Regions from separate parts of the Homo sapiens genome. Here region 2 is linked to region 1. Evidence: chromatin loops called from intact Hi-C (ENCODE). Cell type or tissue: ascending aorta. All regions are shown on one strand. Links, peaks and the distances in the headings refer to the core of each region. The heading gives the core; the rest is flanking DNA.

Region 1 (8,364 bases), core at 20-8,019:
TGTACCCTAACTTGCAGGAGCTGTTATGAGTATTGTGAGTTGCCATAGGGTTACTGGAGCTTACTGCTTTGAGAGTTTTCAGGTAATAGCAAAGAGAGATGGAGCCCTAGTGGAGCTCAGTGTACTTCCTGAATTGAGGCAACGGAGCTGAGAATGTGTGGACACCAAGGGGCTAGAGCTCTCAGGGCAGAGTACCAGAGAAGAAAAAGCTACACAGACAGGAAAGGGAAGCAACATCTTAAAAGCCCCAAATTGAAAAAGAAATGACAAGAAAAACCTGTCAATCTAGAATGTCTTGCCAAATTACTACCATTGGTTATTTTACCATCAGTGCCAATGAAGCCTCACAAATTCTAGGTAGTATTGTTCTTCACTTTGCCCATTTGATGGGCAAAAAATATTATTTCATCTTAATTGCATTCAACTGATTTAGGGAGATGTAGAACATTCTGCCTAAGTATATTGGCCATTTATATTTTTTTCTTCTGGGACTGTCAAAAAAGAATTTTAGAACAGACAATTTGTAAACACAGGCAGGCATAATGGAAATCTGTCTTTATGTTGTGAGACCCCCTAGCCACAGCGTTGAGTTTGAGAAGCTGAATTCCTTTGAGGGGATCCTATAAATAACAAGGCAAGGCATCAAAAACATCGAGGTGCTGGGCATATTTTACATATATATCCCTATATATATTTAAAATTTTGACAACAGAAATTTTGAAAACATAATGTATGTATATATAATGTTGGGCAAAAAGAACAGAGTAGACCTCTTTCTGTTATCAAAATTCCTATGAGAATTTTAGCTCAAAATAAAGTATATTTGAGCCACAATAAGTGAGGCAAAAAGCCATAGATGTCACGGTAAAAGACAAAGCCTTGCACTCAAGTTTCTAGCACTGTGCTTGACATATACTAAATGTTGAATAAATATGTGATGAATGAATGACTGAATGAATAAGCAACTGAATAGTTTAAAACAAATGTGTCTAAATGGTCTTCCCCAGTAATATTTTTTCTGCTAAAATCCTTATCGTGTAATTTCTTACCTATCTGCTGAAATGTAAACTCCCAACAAGATGCTGCTAGATGCTTCAGATTCTAGCAGAGAATCTAGATCACATTGAACATCAAATACATATTTATTAAATGAGCAAATGAATGAAGGGAATAATGAAGAAATGAAAGAATAAAATATGATAAAATATTTTATGTACTAGAGTTCACAACAAGTTATCTCTTCCACATTTCTTATATAGAGACACGTTTATCACTTCAACAGCACTTTATGGCTAAGTACAATGGCTCATGTCAGTAATCCCAGCACTTTGAGAGGCCAAGGCAGGAGAATTGCTTGAGGCCAGGAGTTCAAGACCAGCATGGGCAACATAGTAAGACCCTGTCTCTACAAAAAAAAAAAAAAAAAAAAAAAAAAAAAAAAAAAATTAACTGGGCATGGTGGCACACATCTGTCATCCTAGCTACTCAGGAGCCTGAAACAGGAAGATTGCTGCAGTGAGCCATGATTGGGACCACTTCACTCCAGCCTGGGCAACAGAGACCTTGTCTCAAAAATGCCAAAGAAAGGACAACAGAAAAAAAAACAAAACAAAAAACACACAGCATTTTATTCCCTAACTGAAGATTAGCTCTGAGACTTAGATATTGCCTGAATTTGTGCATTGTAGAACAAATATAATAGAGCTCTGGAATTATGTTCTTTATAATTTAGAGAAGAATGCAATTTTCTCTCTTTTTTCTGTTTCTAAACTGTTCCTGAATATCATTTCTTAAACTACACATCAAATTATGACTTCATGTTGCAAGTAAAATCAGTACTTTCTGATTAAAAGGCAGAATTTGGTCTGGAGGAATCAGAATTTATATAACTTATCAAAAAATGGCAATATATTAATTTAAATTTGCTTTTTTTCTAGTTTAGCAGTTGTTAGTTTTGCCCCAGCATTAAAACATAAGAATGATTCCAAAAGTCTTGTTTTTCCTGCCACAGTCTTATGTGGTCTGGTCTTCCATCACTAATTGACACTGAACACCTAATATGGCAATTTAGTACATGCCTCAAGAAGTTGTGAATTTTATTGTAATTTTAGATTGAGTTTTACAATAAAATATAAATTTTTTTAACAGGAGACAAGTCATTCAAAAATAGTTTTATTTATTCCCATGTGATCTACCTTACAAATCTTGTCTGGAGTTTTGCTGCTGAGTCCTAAGTGACAGAAAATAGTAATTGCAAAAAAAAAAAAAAAAAAAGAAGATAAACAAAACAGAGATATTTTAAAAGAAGATTTGTAACTGCATATCAGAATTAAACTTGTCACTACTTTGGATTGGATTGTTTATTATCTTTTAAAATCAAATTAATTTTGTTTTCTTAAATCCTCTAAAAATGTTCACTGAGTTTTCTGGTCTTTTCTAAATTGAAGCTATGGAACATTCTTTAATGTAAAATATAAGATTTAAATATTTTGACTTGTACTTGTTTTAACAGCATTTCCTCCATGTTTAGAGAGCTCTTTTTAGAGTCCAGTTTTTTCCTGTTTTATAACGTTAAGTGAACACAGAATTTTACAACTGTAGTTTTGATAAAGACAGTTTCACTTTCCTCTGCTTAAAAAAATCACAGACATGTATTCATCTCATCAGGAGAAAAACATCAATAATGCTATTTTTTTTAACTTGAGCTCTCTGGTATTAGTAGGTGTTGCATTTAAGAAAAATAATGCGTTTTCAAATAACACATAAGTTTCACTGCTATTATTTTTCTATTTCTTTAAACATTTTAAAACTTGTTTCAAATACCAATATTTAAATGTCATTTTATAAAATTAAGCAATAGCCTTAATTATCACTTAACTTTACTGGCCAATTATTGAAATGCCTTGCTTTTTAAGAATAATTCAACATAAGATTTTCTATGTTCCCAATCTGAAAACCCCTGAAATTTCTGGTCATACATGTAGCAGACCTTTCAAACAGAGTAAAAGAATATATCTTGCTCTTCAATCTTGATGACATTTTATTATTGTCTGTGGCTTCTGGAGTGGAGACATAATAGAGGAAAATGGGAACTATCTGTCAAAAGGTATGAAGAATTGCTAGAAGTCATTTTGTTTGTTAAAGGCCAATACAAAGTTGTAGGGCTTGGTAAATAAAATAGGCCCAGATATTGTATCAAATCACACATTACTTTATGCTTGTAAAAAAATAAATCAATATTTGTGAGAAAGTCTTATATTACTACCATCTTAAATGAATACTTATGTATAAGGGATATAAACAAGAGGCTTCACTTTTTCTCTACATTGAAGTTGGTCTTTTCTCCAATTTTGAGAGATATTTATGTTTAAAATGTGAATGTCTTTTTTTTTCTTCTTTTATTTATGTTGTAGGAGAAAACTTAGTAAATATCTTTAGATGATTCTTCAGAGTAATTCATTAGCATTTTCCTAGGTAGAAAAAGAGGGGCTGGAGGATTAGGACCAAACTCAGTCATCTCCACAATTGCTGTTACCACGTTCAAATCACTTGTGCACAGATCCACATTATCAGGCTTAGAAGGGTCAGAGGAATGGACAGAGTTTTGGTCATTTTGTTACCTTGTATAGATGTATCCACAGGCTCCAGAGCTCTGTGCTATTTGTGTGAGCTTCTCATTTTGTATGGAGGCATATTTCCTGGCCAGAGGTGACTAAATCACATATTGTCATCTTCAGTGAACTTGTGTTAGTCATTCACCACCCCTTTTCTCACTTGCCATTTATGTTACCAGAACAAGCATGCTTTGTAAGCCTCATCCAAATTCTGTTTTATTTTTGGATGTGCTTTAAAAAGAAAAATGCTTGGCTAAAGAGTCATTGGAGTGAGGATATATTTTAATCTTTATATGTGGAGAACTTCTCCATTGAACTCTCTAAGCTGTTCAGATGAGATCACTAACGTTTCCATATTAAGAAATTTTCCAAATAATCTAGCATTCTGAATCCAAAAATGGCTTAAAATAAATGTTTGCAAGGAAAATAGAGGTGAGATATATAAATGCTGGCTTAAATAAGACAAGGGAAAGCTTTTGTAAAAGAACACCTTGTCCTGAAAATTATAAGGTCTGACAATTCATTGTTTCATTTTATCTTTCATTGCTGCTAAGTGTTTCTGGTGTTTTCCGTCTCCAGCATTTTCCACTGACACTGGTGGTCATATGATAAAAAGATTGTTTTTGAGGACTTCAATATTGCCTGATGGATTATAGCCAACTCTAATGAATATGAGTTCCCAGAGTGATGAGCACAGTGTCGTGTGAAGATTATGGTGTCAGATGGCCTGGTTTTGATCTTGGTCTCTAGCACAAGCTAACTGCATGACCCAGGGCAACTTGCTTAATTGCTAACGTCATAACTAATAAAGTTACCTAAAGCATAGGGTGTTTTGAGGTTGAATGAGATAATGCCATGCTTTTCAACAGTAAACATTCAAATAACATTATTATTGATAAATCTTCAATTTTGCTCTTGCCTGCCTCTAATCTAGGCTTCCCACAGCAGCAGGTGTAACGTTTTAAAAATTAAAACAAATCATGTCACCAGTGTGCTCAAACTCTCCAGGAACCTTCTGTGCCTGTAGAATAAATGCCAAACCCCTTACAAAGACCTTAAAAGGCATGGTGATCTGACTCCAGACTGTCTCTCTGGCCCCATCTCCTAGGGCGTAGTGCTCCAGCCACACGGACCTTCTTGCCCCTCTAGCACACCAAGATCTTCTTGCCATAGGACTTTGCACTATCTCTTCCCTTTCCTTGGAGCACAGGATCTTTGCTGATTCACCCTTTACTTTCCTATAGGCCTCATCTCTAATATAAGAGAAATCTTTCTTAACCACCATATTGCCCGGATTCTTTTCTTCATAGAATTCAACACTATCCAAAATTATCTTCTTTCTCTCTTTTTCTATTTGTCTTTTGCCTCTCTCAGTAGGCTAAAAGGCTGACAGGTACATGGACATTTTCTATGATCCCTAGTGCCACAATATCACTTGATAAATATTTGCTTAATGACTGAATATTACAATTTGACTCAAAGGTGATGTAACTTATGATAATTTGGTCACAACTCACATCAGATTAAAAATTTTTATGGCAAGAGGAGGTGGTTTCCAGGCTAGAACACAATTGTTTTATTTTATTTAAATTTTATAATTTCTCTTTGTCAGGGTTATGCACACCAGGAGAGGGTATTAAAAAAACAAACAAATTATCATATAAGGCTCAAAAACCAAGTTCCAAGTCAAGAAACTATGTGAATATATGTAAAGGTTGTAAGAAGACAGAATTCTGATGAAGAAAAGCCTAGATATAGTGAAAAAGACCTGGTCTCTGAACTTTCCACCTTTTTATAATTACTATTTTCATCCAGAGAGACTCTCTCTCTCTTTTTCTCTCTCTCCTCAATTGTTTTTGCAGATCTGTTGATTAATCCTTTAGGTTCTTATAGTCTTGAACATCTTATCATTTACAACATTGGCATTAAACGGATGACACATTTAAAACTGGAAAACTTGAAGAATGATTAATAGGACACTGTTTTCTAAAGAAATATGAACAGGATGATTAGTTTCTATGCTGTAGCCCTTAACTGTGCTGAACTTTTACAACTCTTAAACCTTATGATGCAAAGACAGAGGGCTGTTGCCACAACCCAGAGAGTTAAATGCATTGGGGAAGGTAGCCAGACCACACCTGTGGCTTTAGGGGGATTCAGCCCACTGGTTACAACCTAGCAAGCAGGGTGCCAGGGAATAAACATCCTATCTCACTTCTTCCACTCTCCAAGCATCTATCCCTGGTGCCTCTAATTGGCCCAAAGGGGAAGTCCATATCAGTAATACACCCCACACTTTTCCCAACAGGGAAGCACCCAGTTTGGGAACAGTGGATTTGAAGGTACAGAAAGAAGACCTTCAGGACATCTTCTCCTCTATAGTTTGTGACTCATCTTTAACATATTTGAAATGATACCAAACTCTGACAAAACCTTTGCTATTTAAGCCCCTCTTGAATTACCCTTGTGCTCTGAATACTACACATTCAAGGTCGTGTGCTTCTCTAAACTTTCCATTCCTCACTCTCCAGGTTGTCATTGCCACTTCCTGATAGGTTTTGTTCTTTCTGCCAAAATATATGCTAACCTCAAACCAGAAAGAATAAATAAGCAAAAAGTGCAGTAAATCCTAAATGGCTTCTACTTTTTCTCTTTTTTCCCCAAACTCTTAAGGGAAGAAATCTATTGCCTCTCCTCCTATTTTCTTATTCTTATTCTCTTCTACACTTTGACAATTTAACATTTGCTCATTAAACTCTCACCCACTAAAATTAGTTTAAGTTCTGTTTAACTCTAAACAAATCATATGATCTTTCCTAATTTTTTCACCCTTTTTTCTCTGTCTCCAAAAGCACTGTAATCCTCTGCATTTTCTTCCACTCTTTCCCTCAGTATTTCCAACTATATTATATGCTTCAATTTTATTCTAACTCTGCATAGTTTTAGCTCTTCTCTCTTTCAAGTGTCCAGTGTATGGCATTACATGATTTCAAATACTTTTATTTACTATTTTACAAGTGAAAACTCTCTCCAATTCTATTAAATAGTTATGTCCTCCTTTATATATCTCAGTTTCACTATTCTTATAGTATCGTGGGAGAAAAACATATTTCACTATTCTCACTTATAAACCAATTGGTGGCCAAGTCCTATTGCATTTTTTATACTCTCTTTACTATCAATTTCCATCATCACCTTATCACCATCTTACCAAATTTAAGCTTTGACATTTTTGCTTGGATTGCTAATGCCAACTAATGTGTTTCCTTGACTCCAAAATCTTCCTGAACCAAACTATCTTTCTCAACACTGGTTAGAAACATCTTATAGCATCATAACCTTAGAAAGAAATTTCCCTAAAGAGAAATTTTCAATGGCACTTCCATTGCATTCTAAACCCTAATACACATAATGATTTCCCCAAGATCTTATAATTGTCCAGTCCATGTTTAATTTTTATGTATTTGACATAAACATTTACAAATAAAAAGTAATATTATAACAGCTAAAATGCAAATATTATTCAGAATTTTGTTAAGTCATTGAGAATGGAATGCAGTTCTCTAATGATTTCATTGTCAGGATTCATTTTCTGAATTTTTGCAAGGTATGTGTGGGAAGGAGGAAAGCACTTAAATCCACATAGATTTATGAAATTTTCAAGTTAAAATATTTTCACTATTGTCCGTAATTAATTTTATGCTCATTATCTTATCCCACATCTGTTTAAGGTAATGGCAAGATGTAACCTTCCAACTAAATTTAGCATTTTAACTGCAAAATTAGATCTTGCTCCTCTTCTATCATGAAAATGTTGACTGAAATAATAGGGAATAACTACAATTTTGATATAAGAACTACGTTCATAAGAGTCTAAAGAATCTAGGAATTCTCATGCAGAATTAATTGTGCGTCTAGAAAAGATTTTAAAATTATTTCAAAATGAGTATAACTACTTAAGAGTAATATTTAGTGGGAGGCTATAAAATAGCATTTGAAACTATGTTAAAAAAAGGGATCTTTGCAATGATAAATACGTGATTTTTATTATTAGAATGACATTTGAAATGCTTAACACTAATATGTGCTTATCATCACAAACAATATTTGAAGTTTCTAATGATGATTTAATGTTGCTACACTGATCTTATATCAAGAATTTGGCTAAAACCCATGTTCATTAGCATTTATAAATAATAAAATCCTTGAAGAATTAAACTTTTCACCTTCCATAATTGTATTTGAAATTGTTCTATGATTCAAAAATACATAGTAATTCAATACAGGATCATAATCTTAAATTATATTTTATAGAAATTATGAGATTAGAATAATGCCAATATACCTTGAACTAGTTGCCTTGTCATCTAGACATAACGAAGATTACCTTCAAAAATACAGTCCATTTAACATGAAGACATATAAAAGGAAGTACTTGTTAATCTAAAACAGTCATTTAGACATGAATGTCTGAAAGTACTTGGTGAAGACTGAAATATTTGGTGGAATAATTCCTAGAAAATTCATTTTTACCCTCTTGTTATTTGATTAACTGATCATACAGCCCATCATTAGAGCATGCTTAATTAGCTAATTAGACTAGTTAGAATGAAAGTCTAACCATGATCTTGATTTAAAACATTCAAAAAGCTTTTCATCTTCCAAAAAATACTAAATTAAAAATTTAGCCATGTTCAGCCCATGTAAAATAACAATGTCAACTGGCCAAAACCTATTGCCAAGTACGCAT
Region 2 (8,364 bases), core at 42-8,041, 370 kb after region 1:
TAAATAGTATATTTTTCCACACTTAAGTTTGGGGCCTATTAAATGCATAAATGTTACAGTAATACATTACTATTAAAGAATTTTAGAGATAAAACTTAAAGATAATTTAGTTCTAGATTTATTTGTAGAGATAAGGATAATGATATTTTAAAAGGTCAAATAATTTGCCCATGGTCATGTAGCTAATACATTTCATAACTGAGATATAAACTCCATACAAAGCATTTTCTCATTCAGTGTGCCAGGTACTGTGCTACATGTTGGAGGCACCTACAGGCCCCAATCTCACAGAGCTTACAATATACCAGGAAATATACCAGAAAAGAAAGGGACATGTTATGATAGAAGAAATACATGGTGCTGTATTTCTAGGAGCCAAGCAAAGCTCTTTAAAATAGTAACCTGAAGCCAAAATCTAAATGAAGAGTGGGATTTATACAGATGAAGGGATGGGGTTAGAATACTCAAGGACAAGGGAGAGCTATAAAGGTGGCCCCAGAGTTGCAAAACAATATGACTTGTTTAAGGAGTTGATATCAATTCAGTATGCTTTAGCAAAGACTGCAAAAGGAAGGAGTGAACAGGAAGCAGTAATAGAACAAGAATCTTAAGTAGTTTTGTAAATTATGATGAGGAATTTGGACTTAATGTTAAAGACAGTAAAAAAAAAAATCTGTTTAGTTAAACAGATAATTAAAGATAGAAAATTTCCTTTTTAAAAAGATCTTTCTAAATATAGGAGGTAAAGAGACTGTTCGGGGAAGATTAGAGTCAGGGAGACCATTTAAAGTAGTTGTTGCATCCAAGAAAAAAAACCAGGTCTTCTGCCTTAATATTCTTTGTTCTTCTAAATGTCATCTTTGTTGGAAAACACATAAAGCAGAGCTGGGAAAATAAAGATAGGGAATAAAAACGATTCTTGCTATCCTTAAGTCATCTTAAACCCTTTTCATATCGATCACAGATTGTTAGAGAAAGAAACAACCTTAAGGAAACCAACCTCGGATTTTATAGAGTGGCCCTGTGTCTTGTTCATGGCCTAGTAAATGGCAGAGTCAGAACTAAATCTCAGGTCTGACCTGCTGGCCCAGTGCCTTCTGCTGCACGAGCCTGGAACAATCCTTCTGGAATGAAGGTCAGAGCCACAGCAGTAAGTAAGAGGCTGAGAGGCCTGGAATCCTCAGCGGACTGTCCTGAGGAGAGAGACTCCAACCAGACCTCAGTGTCCCAGCAGCCTGGGTCAGCAGGAGCGCTGTTGTCAAATAAGAACAGGCTGCTCTGGCGGTTTGTGCTGTGTTTTGAAATACATTGTTTTTCCCCTCTCAGAAAAATTATCAGTTAAAATTAGTTTAAGATTCAAACTCAGTGAATAAGGTATTTCAGTTCGGTATGGAAAGTAGTCTAACGGTACATTATTAGAAAATTGTAATAAGCAGCTAATTGCTTTCAGCAATCTAATTGTTAGGCTACCCTGATGGTTAGAAAAAACATTTTATATTAGGCTGAAACCTTCCTGCAATTTCTACGGACTGGCCTGATTGTTCCCAAACTGCTTCAGATGCATCTTACAAGTAAATAGGAGAGAAATAATAAAGCCTTACCCCTCTGGAGCTTCAGACAGCAAGACATGAAGTATTTTCCTGTTAAATTAAAAATACGTGGGGTCAAGCCTGGGCTTGGGGAAAGAACTCGGTTAATTCAATTCACTTTAGGATTCAAATCTTAGATTTAAAATAATTCAGTTCTCTAGTAGAACCTATGTGTAAGAGATAGACAGCAAAGGGATTAAGTGCCCTAGAATTCAAGAAAACAGACTCAGAGTCGAGGCCCAGAGACACAAAGCATTACCACCACCCAGCACCTGCTCCATTGCAACCCTGGATTCTCTGCAGTTTGGGTGTTTGATTTTTTTGTTTTGCAAAGAGCAAGTCACTAGCAGCCAGGGTCTGTTGGGCAATTCCTAAGAATGGTTTTGGCATGCTGGTGACTGACACAAACAATTCTAATATACTCTAGAGCTCCATTAAATTCAAAGCTTGGAAATTCACTAAAACCCACCACTTTCACTCAGCTCCCAGCTTCTACCCCAGCTCCTGCTCATCACTGCAGCTGGTAAATCTTCTTTAGGTCTGAATGTCAAGGGAATAGATCCAAATCTAGGAATTGCATCTACTTCCTCCTTTCCAGACCATGCAGGCTTGAGATTCCTATTAGAAGAATATCAAAATCTAAAATAATCCCAACCACCTGTCATATAAAAAGGAAGAGATTTATTATGTTTAAACAAAGGGCTATTTTATTTAATTTACTTTTTACAACAAATTTCTTAAGGCTGGTCAAGTGAAGCAGTGGGAGTGGAGCAGGAACAAGAAAATCTGTAACTGGTTGGGACCAATTAGCTATAAACACTATTGCACTCAGACCAGCCAAACAAAGGACTATCTATTATAGCTGAATACTAAATGTGTCAAAAGAGGTAGGTCTCACCTGGTGGTGGCTTTGGACTGTGAACATCAGTACAAAGTTTTAATTCAAAAAACAAAATCATTTGTTTGTAATAATTACTGGGCTCAGCGTTCAGTCTTCAGGATTTAGCCAAGATAAAGGATTTCAGAGACTGGTGCTTATTGGTGGAATAACAAGGCATCTATAATCCCTGACCATAGCTTCAAGAGCTCAGTTGGACAGTTTTATAGCTTGTACAGAAATAAAATAGTGACCTCAAAATAATCACAGGCTATTTATTGGTTGGTCTAAATATGTGACATAATTATTTCTCCAACCAAGAGCAAACTGGAGGAGGTTGACCGAGTCCGCTACTGGCCAACAGTCTTTCTAGGACAGGCTATTACCATTTGTCATATCTCCCAGAATCACAACTGGGCAGGAGAGAGAAATTAAGATAATCTGAGAGAAGTTAAGATAAACTAAAGGTAGAAACATTTGGGAGTAACAGAGCATCTCTGTTTTTTGTATTTTGCTAAGGTATTTCCCTGGAACCTCTTTGGATTGAGAACCAAGGCTGTTTTTATAATGTTAAAATCAGAGTGTTAGGATTTAAAATAGCCCATGCTAGACTTTGTGTATGTGTGCACACATGTGTGTTGCATGCACACATGAACGTACATGTTCATACATTTACACATTGTGCTTTAGAAACAGGCTTTTTGATAGCTGCAAGGTGTTTCTTATTTCTGGGGAAAAGAACATCAAGTTCCTTCTCAGTCGACCCCAGGAAATACCATTTCAGATCAATTCAGGGAAAACACTATGATTAGGTTTAGCCGACAGCTCCTCAGGGAGCAACCGCATCCATCATCTTCTAGCCAAATAGTTGTAGAGGATTACTGTTTCCAATTTTTCACTCCCTCTTTGCTATTGAATAATACTTAACACTCTCTTTGCCAGTGACTTTGCTGAAGCTTCCATTAGAGTAAGCCAACATGACTTGGCTATGAGATTTGCTTTAGCTAATCAAACATTAATGGCTGTAATAAGAGCAGAGGCTTTAAACATGCTTACATAACTTGGCTTGGCTCCTATCATGTCTGCCATCATGATGAGAAAACCATGTCCCTAATAGTAGCTCATTCCAGAATGACACATTTGCAGCAGAACTGAGCCCAACCAACAATCTACAGTCAAGCCCCACAGGAGCCCAGCCAACTCACAGACTCATGAGCCACAAAAATAAATGACTACTGTTGTAAACTTGTAACAGCCTGTAAGCTATTTTAAAGTTATTTGTTACATCCATTTATTGCTGCAATAGCTGACTAATATATGAGATAATTCAGAATGAAAATGAACAGTATCAATAAAGCAGGCTAAGAAATACAAGTTTAAAAGGTATATATGTCCACACAAACAAGTAAATTAGATAGAAATGATCCTCATATTTTCTAACAAGACTACCTAAGAGCTCAAATAGTCCATTAAATTGTTTGCATCTTTTTATTTTACCTATTTCTCTAATTAAGAGATGTGGGATAAAATGTGAAAGAAAACCAAATTAGTTAAAAACAAAAAAACTCCATTAAATTGTTTGCATCTTTTTATTTTACCTATTTCTCTAATCAAGAGATGTGGGATAAAATGTGAAAGAAAACCAAATTAGTTAAAAAAAAAAAAATCAAAACTCCAGGTTCTTCAGTCTGGCCACAAATAAATGTTGGCTGAAATTACTAGATTCAATCCTGTTCTAAAACCTCTTATTAAAAAGTAAATTGTTTTCTCAAAACTAGTCAACCTTTGATGAAAATATGACAAGTTATTAGAGAAAATGTACTTTTAATTGTTTCTATAATAGTTGTGATGATAGGTGGTTTAATGGAAGGGTAAAGACAGAGAGTAGTCCTTACCTCTGTCTAATAACTCACTGAGTCCTTTCTCATCTCAAGAAAATCTATTAAGTTACTGAGTTGACACATCTAAAATGACCAGTTTAATCATTTTAGACAATTCAGTATCAATGAGAAATTTTCCAAGATAAATTCAGTGGCAGAAAACAGTATTGAATGTTAAGGCAATTGAAATGTCCACATCATAGATTGATTACAACCTCTTGGGGCCAGAAAAAGAAAAATTAAAGAGACCCCTCTGTCTTTACCATGTCTTGAGGCCTCTCAAGCACAGAGATCCAGGACTCTCTCCTGGGACACTGCATATGAGCTCACCCAATAGTTAATCAGACAGAGGCCAAGCCAAGTATTGGGCAACTAATGGGCACCACCCAGTGCTTCTCAGATTACAGGTGCCCTACCTCCTCAGACCACTTTCCCAGCATCAAACTCCTGAACTCTTATGGAATCCAGCAACCTATGTTTTTCCTCATTCTCCACTTCTCTAGCCCCTTTTTGTCTCCAGAAAATTCTACCCATTCTCTAGAGTCACTCATTTTCATTAGCTTATTTTAGAAATCTACTTTGCTTTGAGTTCTTTTGACAATGGATCTTAATGGTCCATTAGAACCCAGCGCAGGAATAAAGCCTACAATAATCCTGCAAGGGCTGCAAAGAAAAAAAAATACATTTAAGTTTCTACATTAAAATAGTCTGACTCTCCATATCCTGCCAAAGGTATTTGAGGGTCATTTAAAATACATAACAAACATAAGAGGTAGGTATTTTCATATATATTTTTTCATCAAAGAAATGGATATTCAGAGAGGTTAAATAACTTACCCAAGTATATACAACTAGTAAATGGTGATCCTGGAATTTGAACAAGACTTTTTTTTAATAAAAGCTTATATCAAATCGGTCCATTATTTTATGAGTAAAGAAGATTAGGCTGGAAGTGAAAGGTCAATAGCTGATTTGTAACCTTTCTTCTAACCTCAAGAACACCTAAGGGTTTGATCTTTGATTGAATTTTCCTGTTGGGGAGACCCCAGATCTGGTACTTCTCTTAACTGAGACTGTCTACACTCACCCACCCATCTTTTGAGACCACATGCATCCAAAGTGACATTTGCTAGTTGTACCTTTAAGGTACAAGACCTCTGTATGTTATGGCCATATATGCTGCATTGCTGCCTATCCTATATCCTTTCTAAAGCTAAGCAAACTTAGTTATAGATAAATTCTATGGTACCTTGTGAGTTTGTTAATCTGAGCTCAATACCTTGCTGCTGGTTGGGTGCAGTGAATCTGGCAGAGGCCAGAGGCTGATTTTTTACACAGCTAGCTCACTGCATAATTTTAATGAAAACACAGCCTCATGCCTTCTAATTCAATGTGCTCTTCACTACAGTGTCATTATTCAGTTTATTAACCTCCATTAACTTCAAAGTAGCAAAAACATGCATTTTTATCAGATAAAGTTACGTGTATATCCACTTTCTATTCAACCTTCAAGACCTGTCAAGTCATGCCCTTTTTCAAGAGGATTTCACAAAATATTCTGTAATGCACACACCATTCCACTCTTCCTGACCTCCCATATCATGTGTCTTCTATTTGAGGCATTTGGACATCTAGTTATCTTTGGCCTTAACATTGTTCTCCTCTTATTCTATGTGTTGTTCCTTCTTCCTCCACCAATTAAAGAGGGAGGTCTTCAAGGGCAAGAAATATAACGTATTTCTTAAACCATTTTGAAAAAAACCCAGCCTGGCACTCAACATTTAACAAGTACTCAATACGGATTTCTTAAATGAATGAACCACAATCAAGATTTTTAAACTTGTGATGGAATATATTCAGACATCTATAATTTAAATACCTTTTCAATTTAAATCCAATGATGTAAAGGTCTAATTAAATTGAATTCTTGTTGGACATATTCTCAAGTAGAAACATTTAATCCTAAGAAGAAAGGTCCAGGCACTTCTATTAGACAAATTATTAGATAAATAATAGAGCCAAAAAGTAGGTTTCTTATCACCAATTTACAAAGCATTTTAATTTATTTTCTATTGTTTTTAAAATTTTTATTTTTAATATTCATGGGTATGTAGTAGGTGTAAATATTTATGGGGTACTGCATATTAATTTCTACTTGGCTACATCCTATCATAGGATGAAGTTAAGAAATCTGTTTTTCTCCAAAACCAAAAAAATTTATCATTTTCTTCCTTTTTTTTAAAAATGGAGCTAAATTCAATATGTTTATTGATTGTTAACCACTTACAATACACACTTTATACAACAAACCGTCTTTACTTGCAACCAGCATCTCTGACGTCTTCACATCTCTGAAGTGGGTGCATGTTAAAGCAATGAACTTTTGCAAAGCAAGCCTCAAGAACACTGATTTTTCCTGAAATAAAAGGTTGTTTTTTTTAATGGAGTAGCTTTTTTCCCCTAAATAAGCTATTATTATTTAGTGCTAGGCTAAACATTTAGCTAAGAAAAATTCCCCCCCACCGTTTTTTTTTTTTTTTTTTTTTTTTTTTGAGACAGAGTCTCCCTCTGTTGCCCAGGCTGGAGTTCAGTGGCATGATCTTGGCTCACTGAAGCCTCTGCCTTCTGGCTTCAAGCGATTCACCTGCCTCAGCCTCCCAAGTAGCTGGGATTACAGGTGTGTACCACCACGCCCAGCTAATTTTTGTATTTTTAGTGGAGAGGGGGTCTTACCATGTTGGCCAAGCTGGTCTTTAACTCCTGACCTCAGGTGATCTGCCTGCCTCGGCCTCCCAAAGTGCTGGGATTACAGGCGTGAGCCACCATGCCAGGCTGATTCTTTATAATTTCTAACACCAAGTCTATAGAATCCATTTGTAACCTATACAGAAAGTGGCTAGGAAAGAGAAATAGCTGTATATTTTTAGTGTTCTCATGTATAAAGTCACACTGAAGCAACAAGGCAATTTCACTGCCATTACAGAAAATTACTAAAACTGTCTCTATTTGCTACTTGAGAAGTACTGGAAGAGATGTAACTTGCATAGTATATCCGTAACCTAAGTTTTCTTATGCATGAACTTGGAAATGGTCATTTCCTAGAAATGGTATTTCTATCAACCACTTGAACGAATACTAAGGGATTCTTCTGGGAAAATTAATTAAATAAATATGGGTGAATCTTTTGTTAATATAAGGATGTTAAACAGAATCAAAATACAATAAAACCAAAATTAAAAGGGTTAAACTCCTAACACTGTTAATGACCTAGAAAGGTGTCCTTCAAAAGTATTTCAAGAGACACTTGTACCTCAATCATGTGATATGGTAATTAAAAATTAATAGTGTGATACCTGTCAAGCAGAAGAGAGGAAGCTACATGTTTAAAAGTAAACAATGATAAACACAAGAAACGATCTCATTTGTAATAGCACTAAAAGGAATAAGATACATAAGAATAAACTTAACCAAGAAGGTGAAATACTTGTATACTGAAAACTACACAACACTGATGAACGAAATCAAGGCCAGGAGCAGTGGCTCATGCCTGTAATCACAGCACTTTGGGAGGCCAAGGCAGGCAGATCACCAGAGGCCAGGGGTTTGAGACCAGCCTGGCCAACATGGCGAAACCCCATCTCTACTAAAAATACAAAAATTAACCAGGCATAGTGGCAGGTGCCTGTAATCCCAGCTACTCAGGAGGCTGAGGCTGAAGAATCATTTGAACCCAGGAGGCGGAGGTTGCAGTGAGCTGATATTACACCACTGCCCTCCAGCTTGCACGACAGAGCAAGACTTCATCTCAAAAAAAATAAAATAAAATAAAACAGGAAAGAAAAGAAAAGAAATCAAACAAGACACAAGCAAATGGAAAGACCTCCTGTGTTTTATATATATACATGTATATATATATATATATGTATGTGTATACATGTGTATGTGTATATATATCTGTATATAAATGGTCAACTGATCTCTGACAAGGGTGCCAAGAACACAAAACAGAGAAAGAATA

What was found. A loop is a pair of places that touch in the nucleus more often than their neighbours do. Peaks named below come from ENCODE experiments on the same cell type or tissue, not always from the same donor. Only the 100,000 strongest peaks of a DNase experiment are listed, where the experiment ranks them.
Region 2: it touches region 1 in a loop (2.0-fold over the local background); 1 of 110 quality-filtered maps calls a loop at or near these places.

The regions. Positions count from the first base shown.
Region 1 is chr13:61,158,271-61,166,634 of GRCh38, reverse strand. No RefSeq gene overlaps it. Among named protein-coding and RNA genes, the nearest start is that of MIR3169, 37 kb to the left of the region's middle. In ascending aorta, for the core only: no CTCF peak of the experiment used is centred there; a DNase peak (open chromatin) is centred at 3,674; H3K27ac peaks cover 3,194 bases.
Region 2 is chr13:60,783,624-60,791,987 of GRCh38, reverse strand. It overlaps the pseudogene RNY3P5. Among named protein-coding and RNA genes, the nearest start is that of LINC00378, 110 kb to the right of the region's middle. In ascending aorta, for the core only: no CTCF peak of the experiment used is centred there; a DNase peak (open chromatin) is centred at 3,647.